Linked DNA regions of Homo sapiens: region 1 is linked to region 2. Evidence: read pairs that join two places in POLR2A ChIA-PET (ENCODE). Cell type or tissue: GM12878. All regions are shown on one strand. Each heading gives the region's core, and the rest is flanking DNA. Links, peaks and the distances in the headings are about the cores only. Region 1 overlaps F2 (coagulation factor II, thrombin). Region 2 overlaps CSTPP1 (centriolar satellite-associated tubulin polyglutamylase complex regulator 1).

Evidence for each region. ChIA-PET counts read pairs that join two places held together with the same protein. Peaks named below come from ENCODE experiments on the same cell type or tissue, not always from the same donor. Only the 100,000 strongest peaks of a DNase experiment are listed, where the experiment ranks them.
Region 1: POLR2A ChIA-PET joins it to region 2 with 6 read pairs; 2 of 35 experiments call an interaction of 5 or more read pairs at or near these places.

What each region holds. Positions count from the first base shown.
Region 1 is chr11:46,728,643-46,738,418 of GRCh38, reverse strand. F2 (coagulation factor II, thrombin) reads right to left here. Exons shown (of 14, transcript NM_000506.5): 11 at 9,582-9,755; 12 at 8,858-9,039. Among named protein-coding and RNA genes, the nearest start is that of F2, 14 kb to the right of the region's middle. In GM12878, for the core only: no CTCF peak of the experiment used is centred there; no DNase peak of the experiment used is centred there.
Region 2 is chr11:47,012,148-47,023,922 of GRCh38, reverse strand. The region is part of intron 2 of CSTPP1 (centriolar satellite-associated tubulin polyglutamylase complex regulator 1); the gene reads right to left. Among named protein-coding and RNA genes, the nearest start is that of CSTPP1, 81 kb to the right of the region's middle. In GM12878, for the core only: no CTCF peak of the experiment used is centred there; a DNase peak (open chromatin) is centred at 5,781.

The DNA of each region.
Region 1 (9,776 bases), core at 3,186-8,185, 290 kb after region 2:
TACAAGTCTGATGAGGATAATAATGATAGTTGCTTTTATCCAAATCTCCCCACGTATCCTCTACAAACAATACAGAACAACACTAACAACAGTAAAACCTACACAAAAAAACCACACCTTCACTAGGTGCTGTGGCTCACACCTGTAATCTCAGCACTTTGGGAGGCCAAGGCGGGCGGATCATGAAGTCAGGAGTTTAAGACCAGCCTGGCCAACGTGGTGAAACCCTGTCTCTACTAAAAATACAAAAATTAGCCAGACATGTTGGTGTGCGCCTATAATCCCAGCTACTCAGGAGACTGAGGTAGAATTGCTTGAACCTGGGAGGTGGAGGTGGAGGTTGCAGTGAGCCGGGATTGCACCACTGCACTACCGCCTGAGCGACAGAACAAGACTCTGTCTCGAAAAAAAAAAATTAGCCGGACATGGTGGCATGTACCTCTGATCCTAGCTACGTGGGAGGCTGAAGCAAGAAGAGGATTGCTTGAGCCCAGGAGTTCAAGGCTGCAGTGAGCTATGACTGTGCCACTGCACTCCAGCCTGGGCAACAGAGCAAGACCCTATCTGAAAAAAAAAAAAGCTAGCAAGAGAACAGCAAAGTAAACCAGACAAAAACGTAAGCAAACTTTTTAAGAGAAAAAAGCAGAAATTAATGAACCACAATAGAAAAATAATAGGCCTGGCCGGGCGCAGTGGCTCACGCCCGTAATACCAGCACTTTGGGAGGCTGAGGCAGGCGGATCACAAGGTCAGGAGATCGAGACCATCCTGGCGAACGCGGTGAAACCCTGTCTCTACTAAATACAAAAAATTAGCTGGGCGTGGCAGTGTACACCTGTAGTCCCAGCTACTCGGGAGGCTGAGGCAGGAGGATGGCGTGAACCCGGGAGGTGGAGCTTTCAGTGAGCCGAGATCGCACCACTGCACTCCAGCCTGGGTGACAGAGCAAGACTCTGTCTCAAAAAAAAAAAAAAAAAGGCCAGGCACGGTGGCTCACACCTGTAATCCCAGCACTTTGGGAGGCTGAGGCAGTCGGATCATGAGGTCAGGAGTTCGAGACCAGCCTGGCTAACATGGTGAAACCCCGTCTCTACTAAAAATATAAAAAAATTAGCCGGGCATGGTGGCGTGCACCTGTAACCCCAGCTACTGGGGAGGCTGAGGCAGGAGAATCACTTGAACCCAGGAGGTGGAGGTTGCAGTGAGCTGAGATCACGCCACTGCACTCCAGCCTGGGCGACAGAGTGAGACTCCATCTCAAAAAAAAGAAAAATAATAGGCCTAATAATTTCATAAATCAAATCCCTAGATATTTGTTTTGAGAAAACCGGCAAGCCATTAACTAATTTACTCAAGAAAAATAAGATATTACAAATACATAAAATAAGATACCAATAGAAAAAATTATAAGAGAATACATTGCAGCAGTCAAGAAAGATACAATAATAGACTTGAGCAAATAGGAAAACGTTTCTTATCCTTGGATAAAATGACTCAACATCAAAAATATGTCCATTCTCCCAGTTAATTTGTTGAAGTGTCATAATCCCAATAAAATTACCACCAAGCTTTTTTATAGACCTAGGCATGTTGACACTAAAGTTCATATGGAAAAACAAACATGCAAGAATTGCCAGGAAACCACTGGAAAGAAAAACTAAAAGAGAACATTAGCCTTCCCAGCTATGTACGCTAAAGCCTCTATCATTAAAACAATGTGACGCTGTACACAGACAGACAACAGACCAGGAAAGCCGAGTCGAACATCCAGAAACATACTCATCCTTAAGCATACTCTATCCATAGAAATCTAGAACGTGGGGCTGGGCACCGTGGCTCATGCTGGTAATCCCAACACTTTGGGAGGCCAAGGCAGGAGGATCACTTGAGCCCAGGAGTTCGAGACCAGCCTAGGTAACATAGCAAGACCCCGTCTCTACAAATCAAATCAAATTAGCTGGATGCAGGAAAAAATAAAACTAAAAAATAAAACCTAGGTCAGGTATGGTGGCTCACGTCTGTAATCCCAGCAGTTTGGGAGGCCAAGGCGGGAGACTTGCTCGAGCCCAGCCAGGAGTTTGAAATCAGCCTGGGCAGCACAGGGAGACTTGTCTATATTTCAAATAAATAAATGAAAATAAGATACAATCTAGAATGTGATAAAGGTGAAATCTCAAATCACTAGTTCAAAGATTGATTGATTGATTGATTGATTTTGAGATAGAGTCTCGCTCTGTTGCCAGGCTGGAGTGCAGTGGCACCATCTCGGCTCACTGCAACCTCCTCCTCCCAGGTTCAAGTGATTCCCCTGCCTCAGCCTCCCAAGTAGCTGGGATTACAGGCGCACACCACCATGCCAGGCTAATTTTTTGTATTTTAGTAGAGATGGGGTTTCACCATGTCGGCCAGGCTTGTCTCAAACTCCTGACCTTGTGATCCACCCACCTCGGCCTCCCAAAGTGCTGGGATTACAGGTGTGAGCCACCGCACCTGGCGAAACGGAGTTTTTACTCTTGTTGCCCAGGCTGGAGTGCAATGGAGGGATCTCAGCTCACTGCAACCTCCGTCTCCCAGGTTCAAGCGATTCTCCTGCCTCAGCCTCCCGAGTAGCTGGGATTACAGACATGTGCCTCCATGTCTGGCTAATTTTGTATTTTTAGCAGAGACAGGGTTTTTCCATGTTGGTCAGGCTGGTCTTGAACTCCTGACCTCAGGTGATCCGCTCGCCTCGGCCTCCCAAAGTGCTAGGATTACAGGCGTGAGCCACCGCGCCCAGCCGATTTTTTTTTTTTAATAGAAACAGGGTCTCACTCTGTTGCCCAGGCTGGAGTGCAATGGTGCGGTCATAGCTCACTGCAGTATTGAACTCCTAGGCTCAAGCAATCCTCCTAACTCAGCCTCTCAAGTAGCTGAGACTACAAGGCACATGCCACCATGCCCAGCTAATTTTTAAAATATTTTCTTTTTCCTTTTTTTTTTGAGATGGAGTCTTGCTCTGTCGCCAGGCTGGAGTTCAATGGCGTGATCTCAGCTCACTGCAACCTCCACCTCCTGGGTTCAAATGATTCCCCTGCCTCAGCCTCCTGAGTAGCTGGTACTACAGGCATGCGCCACCACACCCAGCTAATTTTTTGTATTTTAGTAGAGACGAGGGTTTCACCATGTTGGCCAGGATGGTCTCTATCTCCTGACCTCATGATCCACCTGCCTCAGCCTCCCAAAGTGCTGGGATTATAGGCGTGAGCCACCACACCTGACCAATATTTTCTTGTAGAGACAGGGTCTTGCTATGTTGTCTGGGCTGGTTTTGAATTCCTGGCCTCAAGCAATCCTGCCTCAGCCTTCCAAACTGCTGGGATTACAGGTGTGAGCTACCGCACTTGGCCAATAATTTTTAATAAAGGGTTTAGAGACAGCTAGTTAGCCATTTGGAAAATAATAAATTAGATCTATGCCTCACATCAGATACAAAAATAAACTCCATATGAGTCAGGAATCTAAGTGCAGAAAAATGAAATCAGGTACTAGAAGAAAACATGAGTGAATTCCTCAATGACCTAGCTATCAGGAAAGGCTTTTCTGTTGTTGTTTTTTGTCGTTTTGTTTTTGAGACAGAGTCTTGCTCTGTCACCCAGGCTGGAGTGCAGCGGCACGATCTCTGCTCACTGCAACCTCCGCCTCCCAGGTTCAAGCAATTCTCCAGCCTCAGTCTCCTGAGTAGCTGGGACTACAGGCATCAGCCACCACGCCCAGCTAATTTTTGTATTTTTAGTAGAGACAGGGTTTCACCATGTTGGCCAGGCTGGTCTTGAACTTCTGACCTCAGGTGATCCCCCACCTCAGCCTCTCAGAGTGCTGGGATTACAGGTGTAAGACACCACACCTGGCCAGGAAAAGTTTATCTCTGATTCAAAATCCAGATTTAATAAAATAAATGATTGATAAATTTGACTACCTAGTAATTTTTTAAACTGCATGGCCAGAAAAATTATACATGAGGTTAAAAAAACTGACAAACTAGGAGAAAACATTTGCAATGTATATCACAAATAAAGGCCTAATATAAATACGAAGAACTCACAAAAATTGATAAGAAAGGGACCAAAAAATGGGCAAAAAACCATGAAGAGACAATTCACAAAAAAATTATATAATACAAATACTAGCCAGGCACGCACCTGTGGAACCAGCTACTCGGGAGGCTGAGGCAGGAGAATCACTTGAACCAGGGAAGTGGAGGCTGCAGTGAGCCAAGATTGCACCATTGCACTCCAGCCTGGGTGACAAAGCAAGACTCTGTCTCAAAAAAAAAATTATATAAAAATGGTCCTTAGGCCAGGCGTGGTGGCTCATGCCTGTAATCTCAGCACTTTGGGAGGCCGAGGCGGGAGGATCACAAGGTAAGGAGTTCGAGACCAGCCTGGCCAATCTGGTAAAACCCTGTCTCTACTAAAAATACAAAAATTAGCGGGCATGGTGACTCGCGCCTGGAGTCCCAGCTGCTTGGGAGGCTGAAGCAGGAGAATCGCTTGAACCCAGAAGGCGGAAGTTGCAGTGAGCCAAAATCGTGCCATTGCACTCCAGCCTAGGTGACAGAGGGAGACTCCATCTCAAAAAAAAAAAAAAAAAAAAAAAAGGTCCTTAATCATATGATACGATGTTCAACCTCATTTTCAATTTGAAAGATGTCCGTTAAAACAATTTCAAGATACTATTTCTCACCTCTCAGATTGGTAAAAATTTAAAACTGTGACATTCTTTTGGCAAGGTTGTGGGGAAACAGGCATTCTCATACACTGTGATGGAAATGCAAACTGGTACAACCCTTATGGAAAGAAATTTAAAAATCTCTAAAAAATGACATACATGTTTGCCTTTTGACCTAACAACACCACTTCTAAAAATTTACTAGGAGAGGCCAGGCATGGTGGCTCACACCTGTAATCCTAGCACTTTGGGAGGCTGAGTTGGATGGATCACTTGAGCTCAGAGTTCAAGACCTGTCTGGGCAACACAGTGAGACCCAGTCTCTACAAAAAATACAAAAATTAGCTGGGCATGGTGGTGTGTGCCTGTAGCCCTGGCTACTCGGGAGGCTAAAGTGGGAGGCTGGCTTGAGTCCAGGAGGCAGAGGTTGCAGTGGGCTGAGCCCAGCCATAGGATTGGTTTTAATAGTGTTATGGATGGAGGATTTTGAAACTATATTCTAGTATTGTTCAAATAGGCAAATGCATTACAGATAATGAGGGTCAGGTTTCTCACTGTCAACAGAGAGAGTTACAAATATGGAAAAGGAAAAGCTAAAATTAATCCTGTGGTGTTAGAATGGAATTGGAGGTTTCAGTAGGAACTCATGGTTTTTTATATAGATGATAGAGATATTGGTATATGCATCATATAATTTTTTTCTGGTTCTGTCCACTAAGAGAGCCTAGAAGTAATGACATCCCACTAGCAATGTGCACACGCCAGCACCCAGATCTCAGTTCTAAATTCCACTCTTGACTACAAGGGTTCCCTGGAGAAATGGCTGGTTCCAACACTACAGTAAGGAAAGTAGGATTAACCTGAATCATTTTGCTGTGCCAGAAAGAAAGAAAGTACTCAAAGAATGACAGAACATCTCCCCAAGTCACAGAAGCCAGCTTGAAGGGACTTCCACAGGCCAAACTTGGGATCATCTGAGCATCAGAAAAAATAACAGTAGTAACAAAGTATGGCCTGGCACGGTAGAGCTCACGCCTATAATCCCAGAACCTTGGAAGGCTGAGGCGGGCGGATCACCTGAGGTCAGGAGTTCGAGACCAGCCTGGCCAACATGGTGAAACCCTGTCTCTACTAAAAATACAAAAAATTAGCCAGGCGTGGTGGCACATGCCTGTAATCCCAGCTACTCAGGAGGCTGAGGCAGGAGAATTGCTTGAACCTGGGAGGAGGACGTTGCAGTGAGCCGAGATCACGCCATTGCACTCCATCCAGCCTGGGCAACATGGGCGAAACTCCATCTCAAAAAAAAAGAAAAAAAAAGGTGAACCCTTAGAATAAAGTAAGGATCCTTAAGTCCACACTGATAGAATGAAAGGAAGGAAAGCAATAAAGTAACTAACAAATGTAGAAGGAATGACAGAATTAGATAAGTGCCATTTGGTAGTCACCCTAGTTGGGAGAAGGTTTTGATGCAAACAGAATACAAAATATCAAAGTAGGCCAGGCGTATTGGCTCACACCTGTAATCCCAGCACTTTGGGAGGCTGAGGCAGACGGATCACAAGGTCAGGAGTTCGAGACCATCCTGGCCAACATGGTGAAACCCCATCTCTACTAAAAATACAAAAATTAGCTGGGTGTGGTGGCACATGCCTGTAATCCCTGCTACTTGGGAGGCTGAGGCAGGAGAATCACTTGAACCTGGGGGATGGAGGTTGCAGTGAGCCGAGATCGCACCACACACTCCAGCCCGGGTGATAGAGGGAGACTCCATCACAAAAAAAAAAAAAAAAAAAAAACATCAAAGTGTCTCTTTACCAGATTCTTATTAATTACAAAGGGAAAAACAGAAGTTACAGCAAGAAACTTGGCAGACATTGCCTTCCTCAAGAGGTCAGAGTTAGACTCACCACATATGAGACAAATTGTTCTCATGTGCCAGTTAACAGGATGCACCAAGAAGGACATGGCACCACTGAGCCCGAACCTGACCGTGAGGAAACCTTAGACAAACCCGGATTCAGGGCCAGTGTACAAAATAACCAGACTGCACTCATCAGACATGTCAAGGTCATAGAAGACAAAGAAAGATCCTTCATTGAATCCTGGGTGAGAAACACGCTTTTTTTTTTTTTTTTCCCTATAAAAGACATTAGCAAGACTAACAAAAATTTGAATAAGGTCTATAGATTAGACAATAATATTGTATCATCATTAATTTCCTGGTTTTGGGCCAGGTGCTGTGGCTCACGCCTGTAATCCCAGCACTTTGGGAAGCCGAGGTGGGTGGATTACCCGAGGTCAGGAGTTCAAGACCAGCCTGGCCAACATGGTGAAACCCCATCACTACTAAAAATACTAAAAATACAAAAAGTTAGCCGGGCGTGGTGGCAGGCACCTGTAATTCCAAGTAAGCCGAGACCATGCCACTGCACTCTAGCCTGGGCAACAGAGCAAGATTCCATCTCAAAAAAAAAAAAAAATTTCCTGGTTTTGGCCGAGTACAGTGGTTCACGCCTGTAATCCCAGCACTTTGGGAGGCCGAGGCAGGTGGATCACCTGAGGTCAGGAGTTCAAGACCAGCCTGGCCAACATGGTGAAACCCTGTCTCTACTACAAATACAAAAATTAGCTAGGCATGGTAGTACATGCCTGTGATTCCAGCTACTCAGGAGGCTGAGGCAGGAGAATCACTTGAACCTGGGAGCAGGAGGTTGCAGTGAGCCGAGATTGTGCCACTGCACTCAAGCCTGGGTGACAGCGAAGCTATGTCAAAAAAAAATTTCCGGGTTTTAATATTTGTATTGTGGTTGCATAAGAGAACATCCTTGGGTATTTTTTTTTTTTTTGGAAATACTCAAGTATTTATGGGTAAAAAGAAACCATATTCATGATTTGCTCTCAAACTATGCATATATATATATAAAAATTCCCACACATCCACAGAATGGAGGACAATCTGGATGACAGTATACAGGAAATCTTTGTATTATTTTTACAACTTTTCTGTGAGTCTGAAATTACACTAAATTTTTTTATTTTTTACTTTTAAAGTCAGTCACATCATTTCTTAACCTGCCTCAAGCCCCTCAATAACTTCCCATCTCACTCAATAAAGTCCTTCCAGGCCCTAAAGGAAGTGGCTGTCCTCTGCCTGCCCCCCTCTCTCCCCTCACCCACTGCTGCCCCTCCTCAGCCCCCCAGGCCTCCCTACTGCTCCCCAGACAAGCCAAGAGTGCTCCCACCTCAGGGCCTTAGTGCCTGCCATGCCCCCAGCCTGCGGTGCTCCTCCCCTAGATATGCCTGCTCACTCCTTCCTTCCCCTCTTCCAGTCCCTGCCCAGACATCACCTTCTCAGGGAGGCCTTCTCCAACCTTCTCTGGCCACCTGATTGATTGATTGATCGATCGATCAATGGAGTCTTGCTGTGTTGCCCAGCTGGAGTGCAATGATGCCCGATCTCAGCTCACTGCAACCTCCGCCTCCCTGGCTCAAGCAATTCTCCTGCCTCAGCCTCCTGAGTAGCTGCGACTACAGGCATGCGTCACCATGACCAGCTAATTTTTGTATTTTTAGTAGAGACGGGGTTTCACCATGTTGGCCAGGCTGGTCTTGAACTCCTGACCTCAAGTGATCTGCCCACCTTGTCTGGCCACCCTATTTAGAAGCCCACTTCATCAGCCGTTCTCTCTCCCTGTGCTTCATTTTTCTTCACAGCACTGGTCAGGGATTGCTGTTTTAGATCTGTTTATGGATGTGCCCTCCTAGGAAGGAAGCTCTCTGAGGGCACAGACATTGTCCGTCTGGGTCCCTGCTGTATACCCTAGAACGCTGCCTGGAACGTGATAGGCGCTCAATAAATATTTGCTGAGTGACTGAATGAATGGCATTTCCCTACCCGCAGCCTCTTGCTGCTATCTGAGCTCACTGGTGACTGATACTATGCCAAGTACATTAATATATACTACTTCATTTAACCCTCCCATAACCTTATGGGATAGAGACTTTTACCTCCATTTTACAGAGGAAGAAACTGAGCCACCAAGAGGTTAGGCAACTTGCTCAAAGTCACATGGCTTGAACCCAGGCACAACTCAGTTCTCCCAGCTTGGGCCCCACTGTTCCCTCAGCCCGCCCTGCACAGACTTGCCAGCACAGAACATGTTGTCAGTGATGCGGATCCGGGTGGAGTCCTTGCAGACCGGCCGCTCCACAATGGGCAGGTTCACCACCTGCAGGACACTGGGCTGCCCCTTACCAACGTTGGCTGTCCACGTCTCCTTCAGGTTGCCCCAGCCTGTCACCCGCCCCTTGTATCCAGCCTGGAGCAAGCTTTGGGGAAGGAAGAAGGGCCTAGTGAGAGCCAACCCCCACAGGAGCCGCCTGGCCCCAACGCCATTTCTTAGAGACCAGAATCTAAAACGCCAGAGCTGGCTGGGCACAGACGTTCACGCCTGTGGTCTCGGCACTTTGGGAGGCCGAGGCGGGTGAATCACTTGAGGTCAGGGGTTCGAGACCAACCTGGCCGACACGGTGAAACCCACCAGTCTCTACTAAAAATACAAAAATTAGCCTGTAATCCCAGCTACTCAGGAGACTGAGGCAGGAGAGTCGCTTGAACCCAGGAGGTGGGGTTGCAGTGAGCCAAGATCGCACAACTACACTCCAGCCTGGGAGACAAGAGTGGAACTCCGTCAGTAAATAAATAAATATAAATAAAAAATAAAACGCCAGTACTGAAAAGAACTTTTGGGTTCACTCCAAGAAACCGAGGCCTGGAAAAGGGAAAGGGGCTCTTGCAAGGCTACTTGGTATCAGAGCCAGGCCCAGAACTTGGCTTCTGCCCCTCAGCTAACAAGCATCTGGTGGCCCACCTGGCTGCCGTCTCCCTGTCGGGCAGACACACAGGGTGAATGTAGTCACTGAAGGCAACAGGCTTCTTCAGCTTCATCAGGGCAATGTCCCGGTCCAGGTTCTCCCGCCAGTTGTACCTGGGGTGGATGTAGATCTTTTCCAACATGGATATCTTTTCAATGTTTCGCTCGTACCTGCAGAGACCCCAAGAAAGA
Region 2 (11,775 bases), core at 3,339-8,338:
TGATATATACACCCATGTTCACAGCAATATTACTCACAACAGTCAAAAGGTGGAAGCCACCCTAGTGTCTAATGACAGATAAGCAAAATGTGATACATACATACAACGGACTATTATTCAGTCTTAAGAAGGAAGGAAATCTGATACATGGTACAACATGAATGAACTTTGAAGACCTTACTCTAAATGAAATAAACCAATCAAAAAAGACAAATATTGTATGAGTTCACTTACTTGAGGTACCTAGAGTAGTCAAATTCCTAGATACAGAAAGTAGCATGGTGATTGCCAGGAGCTAGGGGGTCAGAAGGAATGGGAAGTTGGCAAGTCAGTATTTAGTGAGTACAGAGTTTTAGTTTAGGAAGATAGAAAAGTTATGGAGGTGGATGACAGTGATGGTTGCAGAACAATGTGAATGTATTTAATGCCACAGAACTGTACACTTAAAAATAGTTAAAATAGTCAATTTTAACCAGGTCCCCTATGGGCCCTGATCATCTCCACTCTTCCAGTCCCCAGGATACTCACCATGTAGAACCTGAGGTACCACTGAAGTAGGTCACACAGTTCAGGAGGTCCAGCTTCTGCAGGGCCAATAGGAGGCAAAATATCTTAAATATTTTCTAACATTTAAGATATTTTGTGGGTTAAGTGCTATGTTTTATCATATTTTTTAAAAAGTAAGATATAGGTGTGAAATATCCACTATGTATATTCATAGAATTGCCTGATGGAATGAAAAACTGGAAGTTATAACCAAAAACTTTTTGAGTAGTTCTCAAGAAAAAATGACTATGGCTTTGCTACTGAAAATGTGAACCAAGGACAGCAGCACTAGCATCACTTAGAAGCCTGTTAAAAATCAGAATCTGAGGCCCCAACCCAGACCTACAAAATCTGATTCTGCATTTTAACAAGATCCCTAGGTGATTCACACAAACATGAAAAAGTTCAAGAAGCACTAGTCTGGGACAAATCTTCCTGGCTGTATGACTTTGTATTGCAATTATTTTTCTCTGTAAACTAGTGATTACAGGAATGCTTATTACATAAGGTTGCCAAAGGTTAAATGTGTTAATAATGCATTCTGTAAAATGCTTGGCACATTCGGGGACTATCTTATTATTATTACTCTGCTGTGCAGAAAATCTGTGAAAGTTGATTTTAGGAACTTTTCTAAAAATATTAGTCTTAGAAAATCAATATTTTCCAGAGGATATGGATAGTGTATGGCTTTAAGAGATAACTGTAGTGGCTGGGTGCAGTGGCTCACATCTATAATCCCAGCACTTTGGGAGGCCAAGGCAGGCGGATCACCTGAGGTCAGGAGTTTGAGACCAGCCTGGCCAACATGGTGAAACCCTGCCTCTACTAAAAATCCAAAAATTAGCCAGGTGTGGTGGCGCACGCCTGTAGTCCCAGCTACTTGGGAGGCTGAGGCAGGAGAATCTCCTGAACCCAGGAGGCAGAGGTTGCAGTGAACCGAGATCACACCACTGTACTCCAGTCTGGGTGACAGGGCAAGACTCTGTCTCCAAAAAAAAAAAAAAAAAAAAAAAAAAAAGGACATATGAAAGATATGAAAGAAAATAGTATGAAGAAATGGAAATGACTTTCTTCAGAAGATACAATGTAGAATAGAGTGGAGACATCAAATTCATTTACAATGGGACTTTTTTTTTGTTAAAGTATGGGAGGACCAGACTAATATTATTTACAAAACATAAATGGAATGAAAGTGGCTTTTAATAAGATGATGTCATGTTTAAGATATTTTGGGGGCTAAGTGGTATGCTTTCCACATGTCTGAAATCCCTTCATGGGATATTACCTTTCAGCTGAAATGTCATAAACATATATGACTTACGTGATAAAAAAAAAAAAAAACCATATATGTGGCTGAGAGACCAAGGTAGAACAGAGTGAAATATTGACAAGGTAGGGAGACAAAAAGGACAACTGCACAGGCGCCCATAAGCTGCCAGCACCTGGGCCACAACTCTCAGAAGATGTCATTGGGTTTCTAACCTAATTCTCTGGCAGGGGATCTCTCCTTGTCCCAGAAAAGACTTTTAGAGACAGAGGGGATTAAAAAATAATAATATTGTTAAGAAGTGAGGTTGCTGGGCTTGCATTTTACTAGCCGGAATCACTTTATCTTTCTTGAGAGCCCCCCAGATCTCTTTTATTCTAGGTCAGTAATTTAACACTCTCAGCTCCCAATTCAAAGCCTGTAATGACCTTGCTGTGCTGAATTATTAGCACAGGATATAGAAAGAGAGAGAGAAGGAGGGGGAAAAACCCTAAAAAACAACAGAGGCCTTTTGATCAGAGCACCAAACTGCAGCTAGCTGTAACTCAAGCTGCCCATTCTTATATGGCAGGAATTAAGGACTCCCCCTGCCAGGCAGGACCCTATTAAAAGACAATAGCTGTTTGAAAAGGGTAAGCAAGTTGATATGGATATAATAGGCCACATATGGGGGCCCCTTTCTACTCTGAAATAAAGCTCCTTCTTAGAGTTGTGAGCTGGGAAATTCAGCATTCAGTAAGGCAGGAGGAGGAGGTATAATAGAAGAGAGTGAGTAGCCATGCAGAAATGCTTAAAGGTGCTTCAGGAAAAATGGGAGGCAAGCTTGAGAGAGCCTGCAGGAGCCTGCAGAGATGAGCATCAATCACTGGGGATGGAAGCTTTCAGAATGACCAGGTGCTCTTTGGTCCCCAAAAGAATGTAAGGCCAATGATGACAAGGATTTGGCTAAAACCAATGTAGTGGTTAGTTTCTCTGATGGGTTAACAACAACCACAACAATGACCGCAATAAGCAAAGTAGTAAGCTCTTGCCAGAAATGATGCAGCTGGCAAAAAGTAATCCTTTCTGTCTTATTTTAAATGGCCTAACATGGTAACATCCTAAACTCCTGATGAATAATACCATCTACTGCCACTACATGGTTTCGTTATCTCTGGGATTAAAAATAAATAAATAACTTGCAAAACAGAGACAGTGGACTCTCCAAAGAAATCTCTTGCCTGAAAACTATATATCTCCTCCTATGCAGAGAGGCAACCACAGGACACAGATGTTTGTTTACCCATCACCCCAAACACTGTGCCTATTAGTGAATTATGCTTCTGGAGGATCTTCAATCCACAACAGAATTTTTCAACCACTGTTTTAGTTATCTCTAAGATCTTGTATGTTACAAAACAAGGAATGATTTAGAACTGATTCAAAGTATTTAAACACATTAATCTAGTTGTTTATGACTAAATTCTGAATCCCCAAATTCCTAAGCAAAAATATTGGAAAGATAGTTTTCTTCCCTCCACCACCCTTTGCCTATTATTGCCGAATGAACAGCTCTCCAGCTCCTATCCACTGCAATAAATGGGTTAGCTTGGTAGAATTTGCAACTAAAAAAAAAACCACAAGAGATCTTCAACACTTGCTTGTTCCATTAGGTGGTCAACAGGGCACAAAACTTATCTTTAGCAAATTAAAGGGTTTAAATATTAAAGAGAGGATTTGGATTCCTAAGAAAAAACCAAATAGGCTTTTAATTACATCACTAAGCTTAAGACTCAAATAAATACATTATTTTATAAAAAATTATTAGATATAACTGTTTTCATAAAATATTGATTTATAAACTATTCTCCAGTATGTAGACTTTATTTCATTTCAAATGCAGCCATCATGTGGATAGGGACAGATGAGCAAAGGAGATGAAAGGCATCAAACTCCATACTCATTCCCCAGTTAATGCCTTCATGCCTTGGCATATGGTGACCATACTTTCAGAAGTCCAAATTGGGACACATAATCTAAAAATGTTTTATTTGGTGTGGGGGGCACTTTCAGGTGTGAGAAACAGCTGAACAACTTTGCTTATATGATTGGCTATGTTTAAATGTCATATTATTTAATAATCTTAAAATATATATAGCCTATGTATTCAGAAAAAAATTCATTATACAGAATAGCATGTGTAGTGCACCATTTACAGGCATACCTTGTTTTATTATGCTTCATTTTATTGTACTTTGTAGATATTGCATTTTTTGAAAATTGAAGGATTTTGGTAATTCTGTGTCAAGCAAGTCTATGGGTGCCAACAGCATGTGCTCACTTCATATCTCTGCTTCACATTTTGGTAATTCTCACAATATTTCAAACTTTTTCATTATTTGTATATCTGTTATCATGGTCTGTGATCACTGATCTTTGATGTTATTATTGTAATTATTTTGGGGTGCCACAAACCACATCCATATAGGAGGGTGAACTTAATCAATAAATGTCGTTATGTTCTGACTCCTCCACCGACCAGCCATTCCTCTTTCTCCCTCTCTTTCCTTGGTGCTCTCTATTCCCTGAGCTACAATGGTATTGAAATTAGGTCAACTAATAACCCTACAATGGCCTCTAAGTGTTCAAGTGAAAGGAAGAGTCTCTTACTTTAAATTAAAAGCTAGAAATTATTAAGCTTAGTGAAGAGAGCATGTCAAAAGCCAAGATAGGCCGAAAGCTAGGCCTCTTACACAAAACAGTTAGCCAAGTTGTGAATGCAAAGAAAAAGTTCTTGAAAGAAATTTAAAGGACATTCCAGGCCAGGTGCGGTGGCTCATGTCTATAATCCTAGCACTTTGGTAAGGCCGAGGCGAGCAGATTACATGAGGCCAGGAGTTTGAAACCAGCCTGGCCAACATGGTGAAACCCCGTCTCTACTAAAAATACAAAAAAATTAGGCAGGCATGATGGCTCACGCCTGTAATCCCAGCTACTAGGGAGGCTGAGGAACAAGAATTGCTTGAACCTGGGAGGCAGAGGTTGTAGTGAGCTGAGATTGCACCATTGCATTCCAGCTTGGGCAACAAGAGCAAAACTCCGTCTCAAAAAAAAAAAATAAACTTTTGCTCTGTATATAACACTGAGAAGAGAATGAAAATACAAGCTAAATGCTAGTAGAAAATATTTGCAGATTACAAAGGACTTGTATCCAGAATATATAAACAACTCTCAAAACTCAATAGTAGGAAAACAAACAACCCAATTTAAAAATGGGCAAAAGTTTGAACAGACACTTCACCAAAGAGGATATGTGAATGGCAAATAAGAAGTTTTTCAACATCATTAGCCACTTGAGAAATGCAAATCAAGACCACAATGAGATACCTATTAGAATAGTTAAAATTAAAAATACTGACAGTGCCAAGTGCTGACAAGGATATAGAACAACCCAATCATTCATATATTGCTGGTAGAAATACTAACTGGTACAGCCACTCTGGACAACACTGTGGCATTTTCTTAAAAAGCTAAACATGGCTGGGCGTAGTGGCTCATGCCTGTAATCCCAGCACTTTGGGAGGCAGAGGCAGGTGGATCACGAGGTCAGGAGTTCAAGACCAGCCTGGCCAAGATGGTGAAACCCCGTAACTACTAAAACTACAAAAATTAGCCAGGCGCAGTGGCAGGTGCCTGTAATCCCAGGTACTCAGGAGGCTGATGCAGGAGAATCACTTGAACCCAGGCAGCAGAGGTTGCAGTGAGCCAACATTGCACCACTGCATTCCAGCCTGGGTGACAGAGTAAGACTCCATCTCAAAAAAAAAAAAAAAAAAAAAAAAAGCTAAACATACCATGTGATTGAGTGAGCAATCTTATTCTTGGGTACACAATTCAGAGAAAAGAAAATGTATGTTCACACAGAAATGAGTACATGAGTATTTATAGCAACTCTATTCATAATTGCCAATTGGGGGAAACCCAAATATCCTTCCAAGGGTGAATGGATAAACAAATTGTGGTACATATATACAATACAATACTACTCAGCAATAAAAAGAAGCAAAGTACTGACACATGCCACAACCTGGAGGAATCTCAAAGCTCTCAAAGCATTATGCAGAGTGAAAAAAGCTAATCTCAAAACGTTATATACTGTATAAAGCTGGGCACAGTGGCTCACGCCTGTAATACCAACACTTTGGGAGGCCAAGGTGGGCAGATCACTTGAGGCCAGGAGTTCGAGACCAGCCTGGCCAGCATGGTGAAATCCCATCTCTACTAATAACACAAAAATTAGCCAGGCATGGTGATGTCTGCTTATAATCCCAGCTACTTGGGAGGCTGAGGCATGAGAATTGCCTGAACCCAAGAAGGGGAGGTTTCAGTGAGCCAAGATCGTGCCACTGCACCCCAGCCTGGGCAACAGAGTGAGACTCTGTCTCAAAAAAAAAAAAAAAAAAGTTTATATATTGTATAAGTCCATGGATATGACATTGTTGAAAAGACAAAACTATAGTGATGGAGAACAAATCAGTGGTTGTCAGGGGTTTGCGTTGGGAGACAGAAGAGGGTGTGATTATAAAGGGATAGTATGGAGTTTTTTGTGGTGATGAAATTGTTCTGTATATATACATGTGTTAAAAATTCATAGAACTGGTCGGGCACTGTGGCTCACGCCTGTAATCCCAGCACTTTGGGAGGCCAAGGCGGGAAGATCACGAGGTCAGCAGTTCAAGATCAGCCTGACCAATATGGTGAAACCCCATCTCTACTAAAAATACAAAAATTAGCTGGGCGTGGTGGCATGCACCTGTAGTCCCAGCTACTCGGGTGATTGAGGTGGGAGAACCGCTTGAACCTGGGAAGTGGAGGTTGCAGTGAGCCAAGATTGCGCCACTGCACTCCAGCCTGGGGAACAGAGTGAGACTCCATCTCAAAAAAAAAAAAAAAAAAATTCATAGAATTAAATGAAAAAGTGGCTGGGCATGGTGGCTCACACCTGTAATCCCAGCACTTTAAGAGGCTGAGGCGGGCAGATCATGAGATCAGGAGATCGAGACCATCCTGGCTAACACGGTGAAAACTCATCTCTACTAAAAATACAAAAAAAAAAAAAAATTAGCCAGGCGTGGTGGTGGGCGCCTGTAGTTCCAGCTACTCGGGAGGCTGAGGCAGGAGAATGGCGTGAACCTGGGAGGCGGAGCCTGCAGTGAGCCGAGATTGGGCCACTGCACTCCAGCCTGGGCGACAGAGCGAGACTCCATCTCAAAAAAAAAAAAAAAAAAAAAGTACTAAATGAAAAAGTACACATATAATTTGGTAAGTTTTTATATATGTGTATACCCAAGAAACCATCACCACAATCAAGATAATGAACATATCCATTACCTCCCAAAGTTTCCTTTGACCCTATTTGGAATTCCTCCCTCCTGTCTGCCTGTGACCTCCTGTCCACAACTGATATACTTTGTTACCATATATTAATCAGTCACTATAGTCTTTAATTCCTCTCAGCAATGTTTTGTAATTTTCAGTGTAAACCTTTTGTCAGAATTATTTCTAAGTATTTTGTATTTTTTGATGCTATTGTAAATGACACTGCTTTTAAAATTTAAATTTCCAATTGTTCTTTGCTGGAATACAAAAATACAATTTTTATATATTGATATACAGCCTTGATAAATTCACTTATTAGTTCTAGTAGCGTTTTTTTTTTGTTTTTTGTTTTTTGTTTTTTGTAGATTCCATAGGCTTTTCTATATAGACAATCATGTCCTATGTGAACAAACTTGTTTTTTTTCAAGTTTTCTTGCCTTATCCACTGGCTAGAACCTCCAGGACAATGTTGAACAAAAATGGTGAGAATGGAAATCGTTGCCCTGTTCCTGATTTTAGCAGGAAAGTCTTCTGTCTTTCACCATTAAGTTTGATAGGTTTTTCGTAGATGCCCTTCACTTGGTGAAAAAATTCCCTTCTATTCCTGCTTTGCTAGGTGGTCTTTGTTGTTGTTTGAGGCAAGGTCTGGCTCTATTGCCCAGGCTGGAGTACAGTGGCATGATCTCAGCTCACTGCAACCTCCACCTCTGGGGCTCAAGCAATCCTCCTGCTTCAGCCTCCCAAAGTGCTGGGATTACAGGTGAGAGACAGCATGAACAGTCTTGATTTTTGTTTTTTTGAATCAGGAATGAATGCTCGATTTTATAAAATGCTTTTTCTCTATTTATTGAAATGATCTTTTTTTTTCTTTTTATATGGTGGGTTACGCATTTCTTTTTCCAGAATTTTTAAGTTTACATTGATTTTTAAATGTGAAACCACCACATGCATTCCTGGAATAAATCCCACATGGTTTTTATATATTGTTGGATTCAATTTACTAAAATTTTAAGAATTTTTGTGACAAGGAATATTGGTTTGCAGTTTTCTTTTCTGGAAATGTCTTTGTTTTGTTTGGGTATTAGAATAATGCTAGTCTCCTAGATTGAGTTCAGAAGTACTTCTTTTCAATTTTCTGGAAGCATTTGTGTAGAACTGGTGTTCTTTCTTCCTAATATGCTTGGTAGAATTCACCAGTGAAGCCACCTGGGCCTGGAGTTTCTGATATATATACATATATACATATATATATTTTTTGTTTGTTTGTTTGTTTGTTTTTGAGACGGAGTCTTGCTCTGTTGCCAGGCTGGAGTGCAGTGGCATGACCTTGGCTCACTGCAGCCTCCTCCTCCCGAGTTCAAGTGATTCTCCTGCCTCAGCCTCCTGAGTAGCTGGGATTACAGGCGCGCACCACCATGCCTGGCTAATTTTTGTATTTTTTTTTTTTAGTAGAGACGGGGTTTCACCATGTTGGCCAGGATGGTCTCAGTCTCCTGACCTCGCGATCCCCCTGCCTTGGATTGCTGGGATTATAGGCGTGAGCCACCGTGCCCAGCCTGTGAGATTATTTTTAACTACAAATTCTGTTTCTTCAAGTTATCTATTTATTCTTGAATGTCCTTTGTGTCTTTGTCCGTTTGGTCTAAGTCATTGAATTTATTGGTATAAAATTGATAATATTTCCTTATTATCTCTTAATACCTATAGAATCTGTAATGATGTATCTCTCTCGTTCCTGATATTGGTAATTTGTGTCTTTTCTCTCTTTTGTTGTGATCAGTCTGGCTCATGATTTTCCGATTTTATTTATCTTCTCAAAGAACCTGCTTGGCTTCACTAATTTTCTCTACTGTTTTTCTGGTATCTATTTCATTGATTTCTACTCTAATCTTTACTCTTTCCATCCCCTTCCCCCCTAACTTTTAAATTGCTCTTCTTTTTCTAATTTCTTTCTCTTTCCCTCCCTCCCTCCCTCCTTCCTTCCTTCCCTCCCTCCCTTCCTTCCTTTCCTTCTCTCTCTCTTTCTTTCTCTCTCTTTCTCTTTCTTTGAGACAGAGTTTCGCTCGTTGCCCAGGCTGGAGTGCAATGGTGTGATCTCTGCTCACCACAACCTCTGCCTCCCGGGTCCAAGTGTGATTCTCCTGCCTCAGCCTCCCGAATAGCTGGGATTATAGTCATGCACCACCACGCCTGGCTAATTTTGTATTTTTAGTAGAGATGGGGTTTTTCCGCGTTGGTCAGGCTGATCTCAAATTCCCAACTTAGGTGATCGGTGATCCACCCACCTCAGTCTCCCAAAGTGCTGGGATTACAAGCATGAGCCACCGCGCCAGGCTTTCTTTCTTTCCTTTCTCTCTTTTTTTTTTCTTTTTCTTTCTTTTTTTCTTTCTTCCTTCCTTTCTCTTTCTTTTCTGTTTCTTTCTCTCTTTTACTCTTTCTTTCTCTTCTCTCTTTCTTCCTCCCTCCTTCCTTTCTTTTCTCTTTCTTTCTCTCCTTCCTTCCTTTCTTCCTTCCTTCCTTCTTTCTTTTTCCTTTCTTTTTCTCTTTCTCTCTTTCTTTTCATGGGGGTCTCACTGTGTCACTCAGGCTGGAGTACAATGGCATACTCATGGCTAATTGCAGCCTTGACCTTCTGGGCTCAAGCCATACCAAGTAGCTGGGACTACAGGTGTGCACTGCCATGCATGGCTAATTTTGTTGTATTTTTTTGTAGAGATGGGGTTTTGTCATGTTGCCCAGGCTGGTCTCAAACTCCTGGGCTCAAACAATCCACCCACCTTGGCCTCCCAAAGTGTTAGGATTATGGGTGTGAGCTACTGCACCTGGCTATTATTACAAAGTCAAAAAACAACAGATGCTGGCAAGGCTGTGAAGAAATATGAACACTTTTACACTGTTGGTGGGAATGTAAATTAGTTCAACCATTGTGGAAGATAGTGTGATGATTCCTCAAAGACCTAGAACCAGAAATACCATTTGACTCAGCAATCCCATTACCGGGTATACACCCAAAGGAATATAAATTATTCTATTGTAAAGATACATGCATGCATATGTTCATTCACAATAGCAAAGACATAGAATCAACCCAAATGCCCATCAATGATAGACTGCATAAAGAAAATGTGGTACATATACACCATAGAATACTATGCAGCCATAAAAAGGAATGAGGTCATGTCCTTTGCAGGGACATGGATGGAGCTGGAAGCCATTATCCTCAGCAAACTAACACAGAAACAGAAAACCAAACACTGCATGTTCTCACTTACAAGTGGGAGATGAACAGTGAGAAAACATGGACATGGGGATGGGAACAACATACACTGGGGTCTGTTAGGAGGGGTGCAGGAGGGAGAATATTAGGAAAAATAGCTATTGCATGCTGGGCTTAATACCTAGGTGATGGGTTGAGAGATGCAGCAAATCACCATGGCACACATGTTTATCTATGTAACAAACCTGCATATCCTGTACATGTACCCTGGAACTTAAAACAAAACAAAACAACAACAATAAATAAATAAATATATATATATAACCATTTATATATAACTACATATGGTTATATATGTTATATATAATAACCATTTATATATAACTACATATGGTTATATATGCTATATGATTATATATGTTATTTATATAATAATATATGATTATATGTTATTTATATAATAAAATATATATGTTATTATTTATATAATAACATATTATTATATATAGTTATTATTTATATAATAAAATATATATATAACCATTCTGTCTCGCACCAATACAGCAAGGGCACAGGAGGGTCAAGTATTTTCTAAATAACAAAGGATAAAAGGGCTCTCTCAGAAATTTCTGTTTTAAGTTTAACATTAGACCCAAGGATACCTGACCTCGGTAGTATAAAAAAATGTTCATTTCCCCCTTTTATTCCTATGAGAGATAGAAAGAAAAGAAGACTCAGTTCCTGGCTCCTGTAAAATCAGGGAGATTATGAATCCTGATTTATATAGAAGGCACCTCAGAGAAGACCTAGTGGCATAATTTAAAGAAAGGGCTCCCATCGTGAATCCAGTCGTACCTGCCAGCCAATTCCTATCATTATTATATCCTTGAAATGGAAGTCAATGGTCACAAATTATTTACAAAGCAAATAATAAAGTTCAAGCTTCTCTTTTTCTTTTTTCTCTTCCTTTCCCCTATACAGCTATCTACAAAGCAAATAAAGTTTGCTTTGCTATCCCCTATCCCCTATCTTTTTTCTCTTCCTTTCCCCTATACAGCTACAGGTTGTAATATCCCTTTTTTCTTCCTCTTCTCTCTCCATTATCTTAATCAAGAATATACTTTTTAAAAGACCACCTCTCTTTCTTTAAGCAAGTATCTAAAATAGCAATGGCAATAGAAAGCCTCAGTGAGGCCTTCTCTGACTACACTATTGAAAGTAGATTTCCATCTCCCAGTCATTCAGTATCCCAAAGCCCTCCTTTATTTCCTTTTTTTGGAGACACAGTCTCACTCTGTTGCCCAGGTTGGAGTGCAGTGGGATGATCACAGTTCACTGGGCTGAAGCAATCCTCTTGCCTCAGCCCCCTGAGTAGCTGGGACTATAG